Regions from separate parts of the Homo sapiens genome. Here region 2 is linked to region 1. A link is a contact called in ENCODE Hi-C or POLR2A ChIA-PET data. All regions are on one chromosome and are shown on one strand. Each heading gives the region's core, a stretch centred on a gene start or an enhancer-like site at or near the end of the contact. The rest is flanking DNA. Distances are from core to core; before and after follow the strand shown. Region 1 holds the start of LINC02029 (long intergenic non-protein coding RNA 2029). Region 2 has its middle 44 kb from the start of TIPARP.

The links. A loop is a pair of places that touch in the nucleus more often than their neighbours do. ChIA-PET counts read pairs that join two places held with the same protein, here RNA polymerase II (POLR2A). Pooled maps may share reads with other maps.
Region 2: a loop to region 1 is called in a map of PC-9, with 7 times the contacts of the local background. The contact joins the enhancer-like site here to the promoter of LINC02029 in region 1. A Hi-C loop is called at or near these places in 4 of 168 maps with a recorded cell type or tissue (A673, PC-9, chondrocyte and 1 more) and 6 of 50 pooled maps. POLR2A ChIA-PET finds 5 or more read pairs at or near these places in 5 of 52 experiments (A673, AG04449, Caco-2 and 2 more).

Annotation. Positions count from the first base shown.
Region 1 is chr3:157,079,910-157,083,727 of GRCh38, reverse strand. It overlaps LINC02029 (long intergenic non-protein coding RNA 2029), which reads right to left and starts at 1,887. Exons shown (of 3, transcript NR_135546.1): 1 at 810-1,887. It overlaps LINC00880 (long intergenic non-protein coding RNA 880), which reads left to right. Exons shown (of 4, transcript NR_034007.1): 4 at 453-2,061.
Region 2 is chr3:156,628,734-156,632,571 of GRCh38, reverse strand. No RefSeq gene overlaps it. Among named protein-coding and RNA genes, the nearest start is that of TIPARP, 44 kb to the left of the region's middle. Within about 2 kb of position 1,996, at least 5 of the 41 ENCODE cell types and tissues checked have a DNase peak (open chromatin) inside an H3K27ac peak, as active enhancers do; they include PC-9, where a contact is called at or near this core.

The sequences.
Region 1 (3,818 bases), core at 638-3,137:
CTGATGCTGGCTTTTCTCTGGGGAGGGGAGGAATGGTCGAGTTGGGGGTGGATGACACCTCAGGCCCCCTTACTGAGAGTCTCCATGTGTTACTGCCATCCCTAGCACAGCCCCCACAGCCTTTATCCCAGCATGATCTACTTGCTGCCCATGGCTCCACTCTGCTGCATAGGGCACCTGACGGCCACCATTGCTGTGACTGCCCTTGCTGGGGCCTCTACTCTTGGCGGTGGGGGATTTTTTTCTACAAGTGTGGAAAGCTTTTCAGCAAGCCACTGGTGGAGCAATTGATTCCCCTCTTCTTTCCCTTAGATGATTCCCACCCTTCCTTCATTGTCATCTCTCTTAGCAGTTTTGTAGCAGGCAAATAATTTTCCCTTATTTGTTCAAAAATCTTAAATCTAGGAGTATAGGACCTGCTAATTGTTATTATTTCCTAATTTCTGTTTCAGGGCTCAGGGAGGACTGACAGGACTAGAGTTGACAACCATTCATCCAACAAACATTTACTGCACGAGGAAGAGAGGTGATCAAGGCACTGCCCTTGTCCCCAGGAAGCTCGCCAGTGCATGGGACTGTGCAGGTGTCTTCACCTCTGCATTAGGCATTCGATGTCAGGCCATGGCTGAGCATCCATCCTCTCTATGCTAATTTTTTCCAAAAGTCAAGAGTTTGGAAGAACACTAATGTGTTTTTCTTCCAGCCTTTCCTATACAAATGACAACATCATTACCCTCAGCTTTTAAAGTGCAAGTCTGTACAGAGATCCCAGAGTCAAGGAGGGCGCCTGAGTCATTTGAAATAATTACCTTTTTTTTTTCCTGCCTGAGTCTTGCATATCTGTGAATCAGCAATGTGGAAACTGGGCTTCAAAAAAATTAAGGGAGGCTTAAAGTGAGCAAAGCAGAGAAGAGCATTGGCAAGAGCTGAGCGCTGCCACAGCAGGAACATCATGCCGATCGTCATCTAAGGGAGCTCATGGTGCTGTCTGCCTCCTCTTAGCAACATCCACACAGGCTGGTACAGTCAGATCATTGTGACTTGGACAGGGATGAAAATACTCAGCTGACACCAATAGCTCCCAGCACAGCCAGGGTATTCTAGAGGTGTGTGGTGTCAGGACAGCCTGTGCGGCCTCATTTATTTACCTGAGTCATCTGAACAAAGCGGTGACTGGCTTTGCCTGGCTCTGGCAAGGACTCGCAACAAAGCCAAAGCCTCTTCCTCCACGGCCTTTGCTCCTGCAGCACAGCACTGGCATCTTTTTAGCATCATAGACACTGTCACGTGGCAATCAATGACAGATGAACTGTCCCTTCCCTGGGCCACAAGCTCTTCAAGGCGGGAGCCTCAGCCCAGTTTCTTCCATGTCTCCAGCGCCCAGCACAGGGCCTGGCTTCTAGCTGGTTTCTGATGAATAAACGAATGGCTATAGAGATGTACTCTTCAAAACACAAGGGGCTTCTATAGTGGCAACATGTTCAGTAGCACAGTGCTGTATTGGTTCTTTACAGCTTGCAGGACCCAAAGAAGGAATGATTTTTGTTTCCCGGGAAAGGTGTACCTCGTGGGGGCACTGCTCAAGGGAAGGTGCCCACAAGTTGGGGATCAAGGGAGGCACAGGTTGATCAAAGCCCCTGGAATTGAAATGGAGGTGTTCATCCTGCGGAGGCTCCGAACATCTGAGGCAGAGCCTCGATTCTCCAGGAAATTGACTTTGCCGGAGAACAAGGCTGGGGAAGGCAGGCTGTCCTAGGGGAGGAGTCGTATTTCAGCCCCACTGAGACCCCAAAGGCGCACTCCCATGCTTTACCCCAGCTGTCCACCAGGGGGCAGGCAGAGGCAAGAGAAGAGGAAAGCGGGCGGCTGGTCAGGCCCAGCACATCCAGCCTGGCATCCCACACGCTGGGCTGCCTGACTCAGACAAAGCCAGGCCGCTCCTCCTGCCTGTTGTGGCCTCTGTGATTTTATATGGTTTGGCCTGTGACATCAGACACCACGCGACCATGGTAACCAAAGTATACAGCCTGGAGTGAATGTTAATAAACAGGAAAGAAATGATACCTGGTGTCTTGCTTTACTCACCATTTGCGGTCTTGTTATCCACGCCTAATGTCTCCTTTATTACCACGAGCAATCGAGATGTACCTGAATTCAGCAAGTTTTAAAAATGAAAAGCTAAACTGGGGAAATGTGAGTTGGTTTCCTTGTTTAACTAACTTTGAAAATAGTGCCATGAGTGACCACTGCCTCTTGATATCCTGCTCAGCATTCCTCTTACGTACAAACATGTAATTTAAAGGGAAAATTATTTCCTTGACAATCCCCACATGCCTTCAAAAGTCATTTTCCCCAAAGAAACGTCAGGTGATGGGATCCCTTAATTGGTTAAAGTTTTTCCTAATATCCTCAAGGATTGAAGAAAAACAGCACACCTGTCTTCCTATACAAATTATCATCCTATACAAATTAATGGGCCCAGAGGCCCAGATCTAAAACAAACTAGGACTGAGTATAAAGGAATAAATGTTTTACCAGGCCAGATCACAGAAGTGAAAATCTTTGTGTAGAGATGAGAGCTGCTTCATACAACATCAGAGAGTTTGAAGGTTATAGTTCTCCTGCCTACCAAGAATATCTGATTAGAAGCTTTTTAAACTTTGCCTTAGTGAAGTTAAAGACTCTTTAATAAATTGCATCTTTAATTAGAATAAGAACAAACCAATCATATTACATGAACCAATAGAGAATGATAAAACAGTCCTAAAAGAAATGGTTTTCTAATGGAATCAGAATTCATATGCAAACCTTTTCATGCTGCAGACTTTTTTGAAAAGTCCCGATTTCATTCCAATAGTATTCACAGCTGAGAAATATCTTTTAAAGATATAGCATGATATCAAGTTACTTTAATAGTTTGCAAAATGCTCTCAAGAATTACCTAAAAATATGCAGTTTCTATGATACCATAGATGAGTTCATCTAAAATTGTTTGATCTTCAATTAAAAACATAAACACACTTGGATATATTTGGACACAGATGTTGCCAGAGTTTCCAGATTTCATTGTTCAAAGGTATTTCATAAATATGAAAAAATGTGTTCAGAAGGCGTCCATCTGATTGGGTATTCAGGCTTACAAAGAAAGTAATTACAGGGGCAGAGACTGGGAGTCAGCCCTCATTCATCTCAATTCTCTCTCACATATCAGCATAGCTTGACTTTGATTTTTTAGATGCAAGTAAAGGACATTGATGTAATTCAAATAAATTAGTTTTTTTCAAATATCCTGAGGAGTCTGGAATCAGACATGACAGACTTGATGGACAAAAGCCTGAAGGAGAACCAACTCTGAAGTCGTCATAATGGTTCTAAAAACAGTGTCTTTCCTTCTTATTGACCTAAATTTTCATCTTCTTTCTAGGGAACATTTGCTTGCCAGGTCCTTGGAAAAGGTCCACCTTTGGCTTCTCCTCTCCCTTCCTTCTCTTCTGCGTTTGCGTCTTCCATTGAGATTCCCACCGGGGAATGTCGCTGCCGCCATGGCATCCTCTGGTCAGCTGAAGTGACCTTCAACCTTCCTTGCCTTTCTCTGAGGGCAGGGGCCTTGCTTCTCCCATTAACAAAGCACTTTCGGGCAACTTTTAGGTTTCTTCACGGTTGATTAAACTGTGTTTATTTAGGACCCTTCTCCTCTTTCTGTTTCCGGCTGCTGACCTTTCTGCTGGTTCATTGTTGGAGGAGAACACTCACAGGGCAGTCTATCTGACTGCTTGTTAGCAGCTTTGGTAAAGATTTTGTTCTGGAAAACGTTCAGC
Region 2 (3,838 bases), core at 747-3,246, 450 kb after region 1:
CCTACGTGGTTCTCACAGAGCCTGTGTACCATGATGTAATCCCCTCACTCATCTCATAGATGAGGGCTCTGAGACAGAGCATTTGGTTGCCTGGTTCAAGGTCAGGCTGCTGGTGTTAATAACAACCAACACTGCCTTCACACTTCACAGTGTACATTATTTCATGTGATTCTCCAGTAACCTGCAAAGCTGGTATTAAAGGATCATCCCCATTTTACAGAGGAAGAAAGGAGGCTTCCAAGCAGGCAAGTGAGTTGTTGCAGGTCTCACTGTTAATGAACGAACAAGAACTCATGTTCAGATTTCATAAGCCTCAGTCCTGCCATCTTTTCACTAAAAAATAAGGGTTCTGAGCCCAAGTAGGTGGTGGTGGATGGGGCTGGGTGAGGAGGACATTTCAAACCAAATTCCATGCGGTTCTGGCTCCCTATTGCTTGCTGTCACCTGAAAGAAATGAGTAGTATTCAAAGGCATACATCAACTTAATGTGAGGTTTACAAGCTTTATAATGATTGATTGGAATTTTTAAACAGACTTTTAATTATGAAAGTGTTCAGGTACACAAAGTAAGAACAATTAGAATAATCCTATTTGCCATAAAATTATTCTATTCCTTTTTGTCTTATTGGGGCAAGAATAATCCTGTTTACCCTAATAGAAAATCCTTATTTATCCAACATCCAGATTCAATAATGATCACAATTTTGCTACATTTGCTTTATCTGGCCCCCTTTATTATTTTTCTTTGCTGAAGTTCTTAAATTGAAGTATGTTAAAACAAGCCCCAGGCATTGTGTCATTTCTTCTCTTCATACCTCAAGATGCATCTTGTAGCAACACCCGACCTGTGTTTAAAGGAGTGTGACATTGCAGGCAGAGCCCCCTCCACCCACCCTATACCAGGAGCATAGCATATCTGCCTGGGTGCCCTGGCAGGCACCTGTGTGTTGTACTCTGGCACCAGGTGTGGGTTCTCAATCATCCTGGCTGGAAAACACATTTTTGGCTCCTTCTAAACCCTCTGACCATTCAGGTGTTGATTTAATTCAGTTCCAGCTTGTCAGTTGCTGCTGAGTGCCGCCTTGCCTGCTTTAATGACTGTCAGGAAAGGAGGTAGAGAAGCTGCCTCCAGGAGAGTTACTCAATTCCTGATTCACCAGTAGAACTGTAACTAATTCCCTCTCCATGGTAAGATGCAGGACATCTATTCCTGCTGCCATAGACCTGAGGGACAATCACAGATTGAGGAATCAGAGTGTCTAGCATCCATCGGGCAGAAAAGAGTGGTTATTATTTTTGGCAAGCACATGTGAAATATCTGCCTGATGCTGGGGTATTCACCAGTCACATTAAGATGAAAGGTGCTCTAATGCCACCTCTGCAGAAGTAGGGAGGGATGATGAGAGGAACCTCGTATATTTCACTTTGTTCAGGCTGTCCTCCCGCTACATACCACCAGCTGTTCCCATCAGTACTACATCTATAAAATCAAAAGCGAGAGCCCTAAAATCTGGAGTTAAACAGGTCTACAGCTTTTATCCTGGCCTTTGGCACTGCTTCAACCAAAGCCGTGTGTGGACTTCCCTTCGTCTGCCTGGCCAGCACCCCTACCTCTCTGCCAACCCTAGTGAGGCATTCTTAGGAGGCTCTAGAATGACAGTCCACAGAGATTCTTCAGCATTCATTGTGCTGACACACCATCCAACACAGGCTGGACACAGGAACCACAACTTTGGGTTAAGTTACCCACACTTCTATTTCTGGGATACTGCAGCATATATGTGTCCTAAAATGCTTTTGGAAAACAGGAGTAGCCAAGCTCAACACATTTTTACCAACACCTACTAGTTTCCACTTTTAATTCAAGTAACCAATACTTGATTATTTAGTAGCTACATGAGGACTGCAGCCCTGGATTCTGCCACCAACATGCTGATACCTGACACCTATTGACTCACCCAATTAAATTCTTCTCTCTCAGGATCACATTCCTGTTTTTATGTGGGTGAACAGGGACTGAGACAATCAGTGCTGTAGTTATTTTTCAGCTCAGAAGGAAATTGTTGTCATTTGACACCTAGATGCATAACCCAAATTGAAAATAAACTATATATTATCATTATTTATAGAGTATAGGCTATGTCTTTATGATGCAGGAACCACCACTAAAAAAATAATTCAGTTGGAACAATCAGTGAATTTTTGTAAAGGAATATTTGGCTGGGGTTACCACCATGTCATGACAAATGACTGGCACCACCTGTTACATCTACCTTATCTGAATCAGGGTAGAGGCTAGGAAGAGGCCAAATGAGGTGCCTAGGACACAAAATTAAAGAAGGCATCTACTCTCTGGACATGCAACTGTTGACCCTATGCTTGCACAACCCTGAGAGTGAGTGCCTCCTTAAATTTTGCACCCTGGGCTTTTTACTTGCCTCACCCTAGTCTCAGCCATGCTGTGGACTGGGGTCAGCTGAGGGCATACTAATCGCCTTGTTAAGTTACAGAGTCTCCCAGTCCCAATTTGAGAGATTCAAATTCAGTATATCTGGGGTGAGGTCCATGAATCATTTAAGATAAGCTTCCTCAGGTAATCCTGATAGGCAGCCAGGTTTAAGATCTACTGATGAAGTGTTTAGAATATCACAATTAGAAGATGACCTTCCCTGAAATTTAGTGTTACTAGCTCCATGTAAAAGTATTGGGTTCAGCTCTGAGTTTTCTCCATGTAAAAGGTACTTGGAAATTTGACTCTGTATAAAGATTTTGTTCAGCTGCAAGCAACATAAATTTCTACTAACAATGGCTTAAACAAGTAGGGTTTTTCTTATAACTAGAAGTCTGAGGGTAGGTTACTGCTAGTATTGGGCAGCATCGCTGTGATTTTCTTGGACTTTCCACAAGTGTGTTTTGCTCATGATCCCAAAATGGCAGCTGAGGCTTCAGGGACTACCTACCCCCAAGACTGTAAGGAAAGAAGAAGCAGAAGTGCATGATGTGTGTTCCCTTGTACCAAGAAAGCAAAAATTTTCCCAGAAACCACGTTTTCTCAGTAGAACTCTGCTGGGTGGCATTGGCTTGAACTGGGTCACACAGCCACCTGTTGTTGAAGGAAGGCTGGGAAATCAGGGAACAGGCTTATCATAATGGACTTAGACTAGTGCTACTCAAACTCTAGCAAGCATTGAAATCCCCTGGAGGGCTTGTTAAAACACTGATTGCTGGGCTCCACCCCCCAGAGATGCTGATTCAGTAGGCCTGGGTTTGGACCTAAGAATTTGTATTATTTAAATATCTCAGTTGATGCGGATGCTTCCGGACTTTAAAAAACACTTTGAGAGTCACTGACCTCCACCAATGGCTCTCAACCCTGGTGGTGCATTAAAAACATTTGGAGAGCATTTTTAAAGATACCGTTTCCTGGTCCCACCCCCAGATGTTCTGATTTAATTTGTTGGTGGAGTCCAGGCTTCCGTATAGTCAAAGCTCTCCAGGTGATTCTAATGGTAGCAGAACTGGAAACCACAGTTTTAGGCCAGTCATGATTTCTTATCTGGGACTATTATCAAGGTTCTATTAGCAAACAGAAGGAGAAGTGGGTAATAGGCTGCAGCAGGTTCAGATAGTGGTTTCTGAACTTGATGCACTTTTGAAGCACTTGAGAATCTTTTTAAAAAATCTCCACTTTAGTACATACTCCAGACACTTAAATCAGAATCTCTGGGGGTGGGACACAGGCATCAGTAGTTTTTGAAGCTCCTCAGATGATTCTAATGTGCAAACAAGTCTGGGAACCCCTAGGTTAAAAGAAGATTGCTGCAAAGCTGATTATATT